Linked DNA regions of Mus musculus: region 2 is linked to region 1. A link is a loop called in an ENCODE intact Hi-C map of the cell type or tissue named here. Cell type or tissue: heart. All regions are shown on one strand.

Region 1 (8,000 bases):
GACTGGACAGTTTCTTGATGCCAACATGGGCGTCCATTTCATCTTCACACTCTTAAAAACATTCCTAAGATGCTCAGTGAATCTGACTTGGATGGCGTTCCACATACCTCCTTCCCCAGTTTCTTTTCTGAGCCGCACTTGAAAGGCTCATCCTGGATCAGCCTCTGAGCGCCCTTCCTGCTGGGCACCTCATCAAGGCATCAGAACAACAAGCTTCACAGTGGACTAGGCCTCTGTCCTATTTTCTTTGAAGACTTTCTTTCCTTCTCCTTTTCATCTGGCTGCACACAGCCCATGTGGATATTAATTTGCACTGAACTCTGGTTAAATTTTAAATGTGCCTCCAAATTTACATTCTAGGCGAAGAGCCACAAATTTGAATATTGAAACTCATTAAATAATTAATTTTTCTAGGATTCCTTCCACTCTGAGAACAGCAAATTTCCCAAGTACATAAATATGAGCTCAGAGCTTAGAAATTAAGGCAGATGATGTGTGTACAATTTCAGTGCAGAGCTAGAGGAAAGCGTGCATTCTGTTCTTTAAATTACAATTTATTAGTCAAGGGGGTTACTAAAAAACACACTCCATAATCTAATTTCTCTTTGTACAAATTGTCAGATAGAAACCAAATCTTCCAGTTATTGCTTCAGAATGTTTCAGTCCCCAGAAATAGCTATAAATTAGACCCATTCACCATTGGAAAGCTCTGGGTTTTCTGCATTACAATTCTATGCAGTTTATATGTTATGCAAATTGAGCTTTTCTGAATACCATCTAATGCATTTATTCTTCTTCAAAATTAGCTAAACACCAACTTTTTTCCTGCTAAATTCATCTCCCTACAAAGACAGGTATAAGGACAATCGTCTGACGTGTGCTATGGTTTATTATTATTGCCAAAATGTATATGGCTGGACAATAGCTTTTAAAATATATATGGGTATGAGGGAGGGTGTAACTCATTTAGTAGAGTGCTTGCCAAGCACAGGAAAAGCTCTGGGTTCAGTTCTCAACAGGAAACAGGCATGGAGGAACACAGTGATACCGGCACTCCGGAGGTAGGAAGGTCAGAAGGTCAAGGCCATTCTTGGCTACACATTGAGTTTAAAGCCACCTGAAGGGAGGGAAAGAGAGCAAGTAAAAGAAAAGAAAACAAAGGAAAACAAACAAACAAACAAACAAAAACCCAAAAAGCTACAATCTGTAGGGCTACATTTCACAAAAAAATAAATTTAAAATCTGGATGATGTCCAGAGTGTGAGGAGTGAAGATTAAAGAATGAAGACTGAGGTCCATCAGCTGCCAGGCCCAGATAAGGTGGGAGGGAAGACCACTCCTCACCTCACCCCCACCCAGATGAGCCAGGGTTGAGGGCATTGGGGTGGAGAGCAAAGCTGGGCAGGGTAGCTCATGCAAATAATACCAGTGCCTTTAGGGCTGAGGCAGGAGAGCAGCCTGAGCTACAGAACTGGACCCTGTCTCAGAGGGGTTTATGTATGTCAGAGGGCAAGTGTCCTGAAAGGCAGGACCACACCAAAGTACAAGTGCTCCATTTACCTTTAGCTTTTAGGAAAAACAGACTCATTTCAGGATAGCATTTCTCATTCTCGATCACATTCAAGTTACCACTAACTGGGGTCTAATTCAGTTATACGTCCTGTGGGAAGGTAGTCAGTCCTTCTAAAGCTCTGATCTTCAGATCTACTGTTTGATGGGTAGGTGCTGCATGAAGGATTGCTTACATCATCAAACTCAGATAGGCTGAGTTCAGCAGCTGCTTCACTGAGAAGCATAAGGAACGCCTTAGTGCTGGGTAAAGACAGAAAGACGTGTGACTTTTCTCACACAACGGCAGCAGCAATGTACATGCAAAGGATTTGCCAGAGTTACTCCTGGGAAAGGGTCCCAGAGCTCCCTGAGGAAGTAATGAACCTCATTATCAACTCTCACGCTGTCACAACAATGGAAGCTGCCTTTTCAGGACTCCATGTTAAGGAGGCTTCCAGAAGAAAACCTTCTGAGAGAATTAGTACTCTAGTGCACTCAGAGAGTGCTTGGCTAGACAGAAACAGCAAAGCATGGGCATCACTGTTTTGTCCAAAGCAGTTGAAAAAAAATTTCAAGATGGAGACAATCTCTGGGGCTCTGTAGACAGAGTTCAAGACCCCAGCCCTCTGTATTAGCAACGTGAACTCTAGCCAGCTAAGTGTTTTAAACCTCAATGTCCATGTTTGTAAGATGGAGATAAGATTTACTACCCACCTCACAGAGTGGTCCAAATCTTAAGCCAGGAGCTGAAAACTGTGATTTAGAAATGTTACTTACGAGAACCATCTTGTTAGCATTCTCTCTACTCTAGGGCTGGGATGACCCATTGAACTAACTGAAGCCAATACGTCTTGCTCCCTTCGTATCCTAAGTCCTTCAGAAGAGTCCTAATTGAAGTTGTATATTAAATATCTAGGTAGGTCTATGTACATATTGGCTTCTATTTTTTTTAATGCACAAGTATTTTAACTGACACATAAAAACGTAAGCTTTATATATGTATGGAGTACCACACAACATTTTGAGACATATGAGTTGTGTAGTGTTTAAATGAGGGCAAACACTTCAGTCTACTCACCTAACATTTATGGTGAAAACATTCAAAACTCTCTCTGCCAGCTCTTTGAAATACACTATGCATTGCTGTTATCTGCAGTCACCCTACTGTGCACAGTCACCCTACTGTGCACACCAGAGCGGCTTGCTCCTGTCTAACTCTACACTCCTATTTTTACAGTGGGTTTGATTTTATAATTGGGGTAATACCTCAACACATAGACAGTGCTCTCTTGGCACTAATAAGTCTATAAAAAGGTTACGTCTCTGCTCTGTGTCTACAATTCTCTGACAGGTCTTCTTCCTGGTAATAGGTTTGCCCTTAAATCTTCCCTGGTAGATCTTGTTTTCAGAAAAGAAAGGATATTGGTGTTTAATATATATGATGGATTTTTAAAAAACAGTAACAGTCCCAAATAGATCCTGTCTCCCACCCTCACATATTTGAGCTGTTCCCTCCCACCTTGGCTCTGGACTTGGCCACTTGAGTTGGCCTATGGGATCATTATCAAATTTGACAGAAGCAGGGGCTGGACACGGACTTGCCAATTGAGCTTGACTCGTTCTTGTTGTTGAGAACTTTCTGGCAGTAGGTGAAGAAACACAAGCCAGCCTGCTGGAGAGAACAACCTAGACACCAGCCAGAACCCCCTCACCCCAACCCCCATCCACACGAGCAAAGGCATTGTAGGCTTCCAGCCCCGTCTGAGTTGCCAGCTGCCTGCAGCCGCATGAATGGCTCTGATGAAACCAGCCCCCGAATGTCCAGCTGCATCTAGCCCTCGCTGCTGACCTGCAGAATAATGAACTGATAAAACGGCTGTTGTTCTTAGCTACCAAGTGCTGGAGGGGTTTGTCAAAGCAGATAACAGATAAACTTAAATTTTATAGATACAGTAGCAGTTATTTCTGCCCTCCTGTTTATGCTTCTAGAAGAAGCTTTTGTCGCATGATAAGACATGGAGATCTGTTTGTGGAAAGTCCAGAGAGACCCACGCCTGTGGCCCTCCCCCTTTTCCTTTTAGTTGATTTTGGATAATCCAGAATAGAAGCTCTGCCTGTGAAATTTTTGAGAAGTGTAGCAGAACCGTCAGCTAAACAAAGTGAGAGTCTCTGAATAGCAAGAGAGAGATTAGCTGGCAGCAGGAATGTGCTCCACTCCTGGGAATAACTTCCTGACACCACTCTGCATATCACAGTGCCAATCCCTCGTCTTGATACTTAGCATGCACAGTCACACAGGCATACTCAGTAGTTATTGAAGAATGCCGATTTTCACCTGGTGAATGGATGTCGCTAAGTGGCTGAATAGATTCTAGAGATGCAGTTAAGGGAAATGGCTGCTAACCTATAACAAGGAAGTGGGTGGGGAATGGACTTTGAAAGACTCTGGAGAAGCTTAAAAAAATAATGAGAAACAAGAGGAATAGACACACTCAAAGCAGAGAGACTCCGATTTCTCTGTGGTTCTGGCCCACCAGGCAGGTAACAAATAACTATGAATAGTCAACTTCACTAAATAAACAAACAATGCAAACTCCTTGGAAGGAGGTCAGGTTCTCAAATTAAGGTCACCAAAATTGCCAGTGTAATATACGAGGGATGTAGAGAGATAAACTGAAATGTTCAGGATCCAATTGGGAAACCCACATTCCATTAAACACTCCTCACAGAGATCTAGAAGAACTATTTGTTAAATATTTTGTTCTAGAGGAGAGACACCGCAGAGATTTGAACTAATGCTGGGGATGACAAAGAGGATAATGGACGAGAGAGAGAGAGAGAGAGAGAGAGAGAGAGAGAGAGAGAAATGGGGGAACACTTTGGCTTCATTCTGCTTCCTCAAACAATCACAAACTAACCCCCCCCCTCCATGGGGGAATTCCTGAGATACAGGAAGACTCCCCATCATGAATAAGAATATTTAAAAATCTTAAATACCACCTAAAGTAGCAAGGCCACTGTTGGTTTTTAAGATTTATTCTTTCTTCTTATGGCAACAACCCTCCTCTCTTCACACCCTGATGCTTGGATGGAAACTGGGTCCTGTGGTTGGCATGTGACCATCATTAAGCCACTGTGAGCCACTGACATTCACTAACGAGGGTCACAGGACCCTACTAGAACCAATGGAATGCTGTTAAACGTGGGTCTGTAGGAGGCTGGGGCTGGCGCCATCATGTTGGGCTCTGTGCACTTAGATTCTGGGATGGAAGCCAAGACAGTGGTGGAAGATGGCCACGTAAGGTGGAATTTGAGCTATGAAATCAGCCTCATCTGAAACCATGCTTACCCCTCAGATGTTTTGTTTCCATAGACCAACACATTCCATTGTTGCTTAAGTCAATTGCTTTCTGTCACTTGCTATCAGGAGAGCAGTGGGGGTCATCTCTTAATGGATTTCTCATCTGTAAAAATGGGAGACATTACTAGAAGAGAGCATCTATCTTCAGCCTGTAGTTCTGATTTTAAGAGAGTGAGGTTATAATATTCTACCAGACAAATGGTTTGTCCTGGTCATCGTCAATGCAGTGAAATGCATTGAGTGCTCACATTATTTTCTTTCTTTTCTGCATAAAAGGCAAATGTATACAATTTCATCACATGCCATTTACATGTAGAAATGGACCCTTGAGTGTGATATCACCATAGAGATTGGAATCTAGGAACAGAAAAAGCAATTATAGTTGGAAAAGAACATTATCATCTTTGAAGCATCGGACCTGTGTAAACATAGTCCATACCTTTTCTAAATATTGACCAATACTGCTTTTAACTAGAGTTATGCAGGCATAAAATATCCTTGGCTTGCAAATTTTCTATTAACTTGAACATACTGGGAACACTTAACAGCAAGGCAGTACTGAAAGTGCCAAAGAAATTAATGGCTTTGTACTGGACTACTGAAACATGTCCACTAATGTTTAAAATTCCATGTCCCAGGACATCACTCATTTCTGCTGAGGAAAGCTGAAAGACCAGGAATCTGCTGGGTGAATCATCACTTTTTAAAGTCTCCTATTGAGTTTCTTTTTCTCCCTTCTCTTTCTTCTCCTGCCTGTACCCTTTACCCATGGGATTAATGGGAAAGTTGTTTATAAGACGTTGGGAAAGGATTACACAACCTAGGCTATGATTTATCATATAGGTAAAAAGAAATCCAAATGAATAAAAAAGCTATACACCTCATTAAAAATAGTCATGTGGAGTCAACACTTACAGGACCTTGAAATCCATTGTCTTCAGCATCTTTGAGAGAAACCCAGCAGCTGTGTGCACAGTTTACGAAACCGTACATCAAGGTCACACCGCAGGGCTCAGTTTTAAGCTCCCTATTCATCCTGCTCCTTGGATGATGACTTCCGGGGAAGGTAGAGCATCTGCCAGCCAGTCCTAGCACCACCACACCTGCAGATCTCAGCGTGCCTTTTGTACAGTCTCATATCACTAGAAGCCCCAGTGTATATTGTATTCATTACAAAAACTGGGAAATGGCTTTTCACATGAGTGTACATATTTAATGTCTTATTTACACGCTTAGCCAGAATGATCGGCTTCTTCCTCCACAAATATTTGTTAAGTACCTACCATGTGCTGGGCACCAAGACATGCCCAAGAGAAGTACTTGCTTGCTTTGCAACATCTCCTTGTTAGTGCTTCTGGATTATCACCTCTGTGACTCTTCTCATTCCTCCCTCCACTCAAAGAGAATGACTACAGCAGTGGCAATGGCTTTCACACTCGTTCTCAACCTTGGTGAAGAGGAGGTCTCTCAACATAGACTAGTCCTAAGGTTTGGGTGTGGCTCACTGGTGGAATACCTGTGCAGCATGCCCTGAGCTCCATCCCCCAAACTGCAAATAATAGTAACTATAATGAAACTGATCCTCTATCCTTGTCCTCATTCACCATATCCAGATATGTACCATATCCAAGTGTTTATTCCCCTTCTTAACATATCAAAAACAACAGCCCTTTCTGTCCCCATTATCCTAACTTTTGTCCACACCCTCAACATCTCTCGGCAAGTCTCCTTCTGCCTCCAAATACAATTTACTTACATGCTACTGTCAGAGCTCTCCTCCTCCCTCTGTCCTCCCCCTCCCTCTCCTCCCCCTCCTCTTCCCCATATCCCTCTCCCCTCCTCCTCCTCCTCCTCCTCCTCCTCCTCCCCCCATCATGGGTCTCTGTGTGCATGCAGGTGTCCACAGAGGCCAGAAGAGGACATCTGACCCTCTAGAGTTAGAATTATAGGCAGCCGTAGACCACCTGACTTGTGTGCTGGGATGTAAATGTCAGTCGTTGGCAAGAACAGCATGCTTTCTTAATTGCTGAGTCATCTCTCCAGTCCCCTGGTTAAATTTCTAAAATCTAAACCTAGGTCATGACCTCTTACAGCTCCCCTTCCCACCCCCACACTTGTGGATTCCTACCTGTCTTATAGGATCAATTCCCATCTCTTCTGCATGACCAGGTCTTTAGAACCTTAACTCTGCCTGTCTTTCCAGCCTATTCTGGTTCTTAGTCACATGTGTTGCTCATCCACACACCTCACACATAGCACATGTGCCTTTCGGCCTTTGGACATGGCATTCTCAGTACTGACCACCTTCTCTGTCCAGAGAGCTATTTTTAACATGTCTTCTAAGAAGGCCTTCCTTGTTCTGGACAAGCATAGATTGTTTAATATCCAATTGTGATGATTTGTTTGCATAGTGACCTATACCATTAGTCTGTGGGCTCATTCACATACCTTGATCATCTCAGTGTTACAGTAGATATGAGGTGGTGTGTTGGAGAGAAAGAAATATAAGGCCAATTTTCTATTCACCGCTCCTGCCAGAAAGGTGAGATAAGATAGCATATTATTTGTGAATAATTAGCAAGATAAGTGGGATATTAGCCAGAGGCTGCTGATGTTCCAGTCTCGCTGACTTAAAAGGACAAATGCTCTGGTTTAGAGAATCAAGGAGGAGGAATTGGCCTTGATCTTGGAGAGTTGTCATTCACTAAGGGGAATAGAAGAAGGACGTGAAGGAAAAAGAGAGGCTTACTATATAGCTGAAGTCCAAAGGCAGAAAACCTACGATACATGCAAGGCTGAGACAGGGCTGGGCAGAAGCATGGGACCAAGAGTCAGAACATGGGCATGGCCCCACAAACAACTGAACATTTTTGATACAGGAAGAACTGTAGAAATGGTATTTCAGGATTAATTAGATGGTATTGAAATGGATCAAAGGTAGAAAAACAAATTAGGAAGCTATTGAACAATCCATGCTTGAGGAGATGGAGTCTTATCCACAGTATTGACAAAGGAATTAGAAGGGAAGATGCGAAGAGCCTGAGGATGGAGTTGGACAGCCAGGGGGACTCTTCAGCCAGAACGGAAA
Region 2 (8,000 bases), 55 kb after region 1:
TGTTATACGAATACCCTACCCTGGTACCAATTTGTCTTAGTCAGGGTTTCTATTGCTGCAGTGAAACACCACAACCAAGAGGCAAGTTGAAGAGGAAAGGGTTTATTCAGCTTACACTTCCACATTGCTGTTCATCACCAAAGGAAGTCAGGACTGGAACTCACACAGGGTAGGAACCTGTAGGCAGTAGCTGGTGCAGAGGCCATGGACGAGTACTGCTTACTGGATTGCTTCCCCTCCCTTGCTCAGCTTGCTTTCTTATAGAACCCAGGACCACCAGCCCAGTAATGGCACCACTAACAATGGGCTGGATCTTCCCCAACACCCCCCGGATCACTAATTGAGAAAATACTTTACAGCTGGATCTCATGGAGACATTTCCTTAACAAAGGCTCCTTTCTCTGTGATAACTCCAGCTAGTATCAAGTTGACACACAAAACCACAGTACACAGTGTAACCCACCTGCCTATCTGTCACAGGGACTTTGAAAGGTCTCTTTTAGAGGAGCTATTAAAAGTTCTAGGGTAGCACAGAAATGAGCCAAGAAGTAAAGGGACTCGGGAATTCCTGGGACAGTCCTGGGTGGCCAGCAACACATGCTGAAGAACGGTGGGGGTAGAAGTGGGCCCTTCTGAAGAGACTCATGGCAGCATCCTCAGTACTGGGCTATTCTACCCATCAGCACCACCTAACCCTGTTGGGTGAACTGCCTCTTTGAAGCCTGGACAATGCATTTTCCTGGGGACTTCTCTTATTTCTTGTAAAGTCATGACTGCTCATTCTGAGATTGGTTGGTTGAGATAAGGGCATCTTACTGCATTGCCCAGGTCTCATACTCCTGAGTGTAAACTACCTGCACTACAGGCATATGCCACCACAGCCAGCTTTTTTTCCTTCTAATGGAATATTTCCAACATGTCTAAGAGAAAACAGGGCTAGAGAGATGATTCAGTAAGAGCACGTAACGTGCAAACATGAAAATCTGAATTTAAATCTACAACATACACATAAAAAAGGCAGGCTTGCTGTGCATTTCTGTAACCCCAGCACAGTAAAGCAGAGAGAGGTGGATCCTGGAAGATGCTTGATCCGTCAAGGGCAAGCTTCAGATTCAGTGAGAGAGCCTGTCTCAAGGCAAATAGGCAAGAGTAAAATTTGACCTCCAACATGTGCATGTGCTTGTGTGTATGAACCCACACACTCACATGCATGGATCTCTCTCTCTCTCTCTCTTTCTCTCTCTCTCTCTCTCTCTCTCTCTCTCACACACACACACACACACACACACACACATTCCTTGTATCTATCAGACTTCAATGATGGCCAATTAATGCTCCATCCCGTTTACCTTGGACCCATGCACACTTTCCTGATCCCATGGGCCACTCTGAAGTAAACCCTAGTTGGCATGCCCACTATTTGAATTTCAGCATGGATCTCAAAGGACTCTTTGCAAAATTGTAACCTTGATCATGTCGGTCACTGCCCAGAAAGCCACTCAGGCACTTCAGACACTTCATCACCTCTCACATTCCCCAGATGCCTGGTAAAGAGTGCTCTCAAAATTCCTTGCCTGAAGGAGATAGGAATAATATTTACCCTCTTCCCCCCCAAGGACATAAGGACAAACCAAAGTATGATTTCACCCTTAGGCTTCCTGGGGAGCCAATGAGTTTATTGGGCTTATTTACAGAGTATGGATGACTCCAAAACAGTGACACCTGAAGGCCTTCACCTAGTATGGATGATGGCTTCCTCACTGCACATGCGTGGAGTTATCACCTCCCTTCATAGTCTTCCTCGAGACTCTTAAGGTCAGCTGCAGTTAGGACAGAATTGTGTGCAAATGCGTTGAGTAGCTGGATACTCAGGTGAGGGGCAATGACTCTTCCCACCCCCATCTTCTAAGAGGAGGTGCCAACAGTTCACAAGTTGGGTGGTTGTTTCACAGCTGATACAATTAGGATGGTGGCAGTTTGAGAAGATGGCACATTACAGGAGCCTTTAAAATGAGGTTTGCAAATGTTCTTTACAGTGAGTCATTGGTTTGGTTAGAGGCATCTGCAAGAAAAGCCGGGCAAATGGTATACTGTATGACACACTACAGCCTCCCAGACAAGATTTATTTATTTGTTTTCTTTTGGGGAGGAGTTGCAAGGACAGAGGGTGGATATGGAGGGATGGGGAGATTAGTGGGATTAGGGTGCATGGTGTGAAATTCACAAAGAATCAATAAAAAAAAGTGGTTTGCTTGTTTGCATCCGCAGCCAAATCAAATTCACCAATTGCTGTTGGTTAGCATCTCTTTCCATTGTCTTCTAATTTAAACACCCCTCTTTCAAATCTTCTTTTGAAATCTTCTTTTCCTTGAATTTTTTTTTCTGTATATAAATTAGATTGCCCTGTGAAATCCCCCAATCTGGACTGTGCTCATCACGTCTACGCTTCAGTGACTTGCCATGTCCCTGTTTGTGGTAGTAAGGTCTAGCACCTCCATCAGGTTCAAATAAACACGGTCTACTTTTGTTGGTGGGGTTGGAAGTACCTAAGGTGTGGTTGAGTCTCCCATAACATCACAAGCCGCTGATGCTGGATGCCTGGTGGTTCTTCAGTGGGAACATGACGTCATTTGTCTCATTCCCCCACCCATGGATGATCTGTAAAGCTTCTCCAAAGGGGACCTTCTTTCAGTAGCCATTTTGTGACACTGAAGTCCAGTTCACAAAAAAAATCAACTTGCCCAGCTTGCCCAGCACCAGTCCTGGCGGGGTGGGGGGGTGGGGGTGGGGGGGTGGGGGGTGGGAGGGTAGGTAGGGGCTGGGGTGCTGAGGCCCAGGTGCTTGTCATCGGAGCTCCTTCTCCATGTCCCCAGGGTTAAGCTCATCCCACTTCCACAGCAGCCGTGGAAAGGTTAAAGGAGATCCTGCACAGCATGCAAGCACTCTGTAGGCTGAATGGCGGTCCTTATCTTCACTTATTTCCTAAAAGGCACCCAGTAGGCTTGCCTGGAGGATCGTGGGCGGGACTAGGCTGTCATCACTTGTTTGACAAGAGGCTCAAGGCAGTTATTGGTGGAGCTGTTTCCAAGGCGAGCCCTGGCACCACACAGCACAGTTTCTTCGTGCTTGCTACAATTACCTACAATCTGCTCAGCACAGAAGATGCATGGGATCCAAGCAAGGCAACACCACGGTCATCTGTAACTAAGACAGTCCCCAAACAACACCAGGAGGAAGACGGGGCTTAGAAGTCCTCTTTAAGTGCACATGTAGTCCCAAACGTCCTTTCTCAGGCATACGTGGTAGTGCATACCTATAATCCTAACAGAAGGCTGAGGCAGGAGGATTAGCCTGGGGTGCACGGTGAGGCCAAGGCCAGCCTGAATAACTCTGAAAAAAAAAGTGGGGGGAGGGGCCTCTGGGTTTGATTCCCAGCTTTATGAACGTACATGCATACACGCATGCGTACACAGACACACAGCCGCACACACCACAGACAAAACGTTCTTCATCTGGAAACTCTTATTAGACTTTTATTAAGAATCTGCTCACTTTACTCTTTGTCTGGTTTGGGTGAGTCTGTAAATTAATTTAACCTATTGTCAGAACAGTCAGTTGTTCCTTTATAACCATGAGAATAGTGGAAAGCTTTTAAAAACTACTTGCAGATTTAGAGCCTAAAGGCATCTTTCTCAAAATTGGCTCTGAGTTTGACTTCTGGATTTCTGTACATATTAAATCTTTATATTGTCTTTTACATCCTTGTAATGGTCTCTGCTTCACAGAGGATCCTTAAAGCTTTGGTTGGTAAAAGCAAGAGGCCATTTGTAAGTCAGTGTCAATCTGCACAAAGGTAAATCTCATTTTAGTAGCTCCACACTAGAAGCTGAGTTTCCAAGATTGTCAGGAGTCTTTGATGGGAAGCACTTAATTCAAAAGAGGGACTCCACATGATGGCGTAGTGTGGCCTGTAGGGAGCAGACAGTTCTCATATGGGACACAGCCAGGGGCTTCTTCTTCCCCTGTAAGACCTAGGGATGAAATGGGGTACCATCTCCTCTCTGCACTCAGATCAAATGCTCAAACTGTGGGGCAAGGGAACCTAGTGGCTGCACAGTCGTGAGAAGGTGGCTTCACATATCCAAGCCTTCCTTTCCTCCACTGTAAAGTGAAAGTCAAAAGGAACCATGTAGACCCATGCCTGTAATCCCAGCACTCAGGAGCAAATAAACAAGCAAACAAATAGCTGTTGCTAATGAGGATCAAATGAGACGAGCTGGAAAAAGCACTGGGTGCCATATACAATGCATTTTAAGGACTCATTCATTGTTCACTGTTGCTTTATTATAGCTACTAATTTGGTTCTGGTCGTAGGTATCACGATTTTTGTTTGGCACAGTATTTCTTTGGAATATTACCCGACAATAAAAAGGAGCAGGCACTAGCTAGACAGAACTAAATGGCCGTACATTTCAGTGAAGAAAGTCAGCCTCCGAGAGCCACATCAGTCACTCCTCAACATTTTAGCTAAGATGTCACGTCGGAGCAAAGGTCCACTGCATATTTAAATTCATTTATATAACGTTCTTAAAATGACAAAATTAGAGATGAAGCCCAGATTAGTGGTTGCCAGGGCAACATTAGGAATGATGGGAGGGAAACGTATGGCTTTAGATGGTAGCAGAGAGGACAAGCTGTCTTTGAAATAACTTGGAAACTTCCTTGCCATGGTGGGCGCAGGACCCTGCACATGCCATAAGGGAGAAAAGCGTGTGCCCATCTTGTAAGATGTCAGTTTTCTACTCCATTCTGCGTTGTCACTGTGCAATATAGCCACGGGGGAGGGGTCAGGAGACATAGAACCATCGCATTTCTTGCATCCTCTTTGCAACTTCCTGTGAATCTAAACTCATTTCAAAATAAACTTCAAAATAAGAAACGTGTAAAATCTACACTCATTTCAAAAATTGTTTTTACTTATGAAATCAAAATATAGTACACAGCCGAGTCAAACAGTATGATAGGCTAGCATTTCCATCTTTGGCTAACATTGTTCCCCTTAGATATAAAAACTGCATCATTTAATTTGCTTTGCAATTTACCTATTATTAATTCCTCCCGTACAATGTCAGAACTCTAAGCCCCCTTCGATGCAGGTAATCACATTAGATTTTTAATTAGTGGCATCTCTCCTGGAACTGCCCTCAGTCTAGTACCAATCTGACTTGCAGCTATCTGGGTTCCTTCTGGAAACATCCATGTCTGAAAGACTCTGGTAACCAACTGTATGTAACAAAATCTTACGGGGGCTTAGGGGGGCTGTTTACAGGGCACTGAGATTCCAGAAGATTCTTCTTCTCGTAGCTTGAACACGTGTGGCTGGGTCTCTGATCTCCAACTGGCACTGTCTCTGGGGTGCTACCCGGAGACCCAACAGTGACCCCTTTCACCCTAAGTGTGCTTGTGAGAAGGGGCCTGTGTGGGTGTTTGTTTTGCTTAGGGATCTAACCCAGAGCTTTGCCTGTGTTGAGCTCCATGAGCTCGGTCCTCAGCCTCTGTAACTTAATCTTTACCATCCCTTTTGCAGCAGGGCAGGGCTGGCCTCCAGATTCTCGTGGGGAAAGGGGACTAGGGACCTTCTGAGTCCAAAGCTGACAGGCGGCAGAACAGAGACCACAGCAGTGGTCTGGTCCCAGAACCACTATTTAACGGACAAGCCACTCCGTTTCATCACTAAATTTAACCTTGTCTGGATTCTCTCACATCTCTTTAGATCAAGGAGTCTCTTATCTCCTTCACAGACAGGAACTACTTTACGGTGACCTTCTCCAGGGCACTAGAAAGGGCGACGGAAAAAAACTCCTCAAAACAGGGTAAAGGGGAGGGAGAAGACATGTTTAAAAGAAGAAGCGATGGGTCCCTAAGGGAGGAGCTAGAGAAAGGACCCAAGGAGCTAGAGAAAGGCCCCAAGGAGCTAGAGAAAGGACCCAAGGAGCTGAAAGGGTCTGCAGCCCCATAGGAGGAACAACAGTATAAACCAAACAGAGCTCCCAGGGACCAAATCACCAACCAAAGAGTACACAGGAGGGACCCATGGCTCCAGCTGCTTATGTAGCAGAGGATGACCTTGTGGGACATCAATGGGAGGAGAGGCCCGGTCCTGTGAAGGTTCTATGCCCTAGTGTAGGGGAATGCCAGGGCCAGGAAGCGGGTGTGGGTGGGTTGGTGAGCAGGGGGAGAGGCAATGGGATGGGGGTTTTTTTCAGAGGGGAAACAAAGGGGATAACATTTGAAATGTAAATAAAGAAAATATCTAACTAAAAAAAAAGAGTAGAAGCAACAGGGTGAGTTGAATCTTCAGAAGGGACAGGTCCTGGCGTACTCCAGTTTCTCTCAGAAGGGGGCATGACTCCTATGTGTCCCCTTTGGCCCCAGAAGAGTGATACCCCCCCCACCTCCCACCCCCAACATATGCACACATACACGCTTCCCCACTCCTTCCGCCAGCGCCACAACCACGCAGTGGCAGCCAGATACTACTCCTTTCAGACTCAGAGGAGCTGGGTGGACTCTCGAAGCTTGAGTCTTTGTAACAAATACTAATAACTAGAAAAGCCGTATCAGGTGGAAAGGAGTCCATTTGCCTCAGAATTTCTGAGGTAAAATCCACCAGATCTTTAACCATGGAGCAATTGGTGGGTTTTCTGCTGCAAATCTTTTTTTTTTTTTCCCGTCAGGATGTTGCTCCTGGTAAAAACAAAAATGTATTGAACAGCTCCCCGCCCCCCACCACCACCCCCATACACACCCTTGGTTCCTTGGCTGGCTTTGCCTAATGCTCAAGACAAAGTTATTGATGACATTTCCGGTAAATCATTTTCTGTCTCCTACAATCTTTCAAGGTTCTTGAGTATATTAAAAACACTCCCCAAGAACATTATAAGAAAAATGATCTCCTATGGTACAGCTCACCGTATAATGGGACCTCCTCCCTCTTTTCCATCCGGTAGTCCCTCTTAACAAAATGTCACGGTTTAAGTGCAGAAATCTCAGACAATCTTGTGGCAAACTAAAGTGCTTTGAATTCGCTCATCTGATTTAAAGAAGGAGTCTGAGTAACTCACAGAAAAGCCTTCCTTCAAGATGCGGTATGTTTCTTTAAGTGGATAACAGACCCCACAAATGCTTAATCAATTTCTTTCACCATGGGTCTGGAGCTAGGACGCAGCCATGGGAATAGTATGTTGCTCTAAGAACCTGGGTTCAAATTCCAACACCAAATCAGCAGCTCACAATTGCCTTTAACTGCAGCGCCAGGGGACTGAAACCTCTCTCTGGCCTCCAAGGACAATACAGTCACATGCACAGATGTCACATGCACAGATGTGATGTGAACTTTTTTTTTTTAATGCAAATCTTTGTGTTTTCATAAGACAAGGAGAGCCTGGGTTTGTTTCGATGGCAGAACACTTCCCAGAATCAGTTACCTCAAACAGAGGCCTAGAAATCCTTGTTCCTCTCCTCCCCCCACACCCCCACTCTGTATAGCTAAATTGTTAATTTTTATTATAAAGCCCAAGAAGTCAGAGTCTCCGGGCACTGGTGCGGTGACTCACAGGGACAGGGAACTGTTCATGCTTTTTCAAATCTACTTTTGGTACCAAAAGTTCTCTCCTTGAGGATAGAATAATGTGTCTAAATTAAGAGACCCTGGCATATTTTTCACAATAACACAAAATTCATTCCCTCTCTCCCCTTCCTCCCCAGCCTTCCCCTCCCTGCCTCAGAGGATCTTGGGCTGAGGCGGGTTCCTCTCGGCTCCTTTTCTAAAGATCACAAAACAGGGATTTCCTGGTATTCAGTTTGCTTTCTCCCCATATTTTTCTTTTCTTCTTTTTTTTTAAAGTCCTTTTCTCTGTAAGGATATGTAAAGCAACTCTAAATTGGGATTGCCTCCATGAAGGCCAGGATGGGCAGGAGGGGACTTTTATCTTCACCCC

Evidence for each region. Hi-C counts contacts between places; a loop is a spot of excess contacts. Peaks named below come from ENCODE experiments on the same cell type or tissue, not always from the same donor. Only the 100,000 strongest peaks of a DNase experiment are listed, where the experiment ranks them.
Region 2: it touches region 1 in a loop (3-fold over the local background); 5 of 42 quality-filtered maps call a loop at or near these places.

What each region holds. Positions count from the first base shown.
Region 1 is chr3:104,315,850-104,323,849 of GRCm38, forward strand. No RefSeq gene overlaps it. Among named protein-coding and RNA genes, the nearest start is that of Gm5546, 40 kb to the right of the region's middle. In heart, no CTCF peak of the experiment used is centred here; DNase peaks (open chromatin) are centred at 3,242 and 4,782; H3K4me3 peaks cover 945 bases; H3K27ac peaks cover 4,077 bases.
Region 2 is chr3:104,371,045-104,379,044 of GRCm38, forward strand. No RefSeq gene overlaps it. Among named protein-coding and RNA genes, the nearest start is that of Gm5546, 15 kb to the left of the region's middle. In heart, no CTCF peak of the experiment used is centred here; DNase peaks (open chromatin) are centred at 1,537 and 3,037; H3K27ac peaks cover 6,292 bases.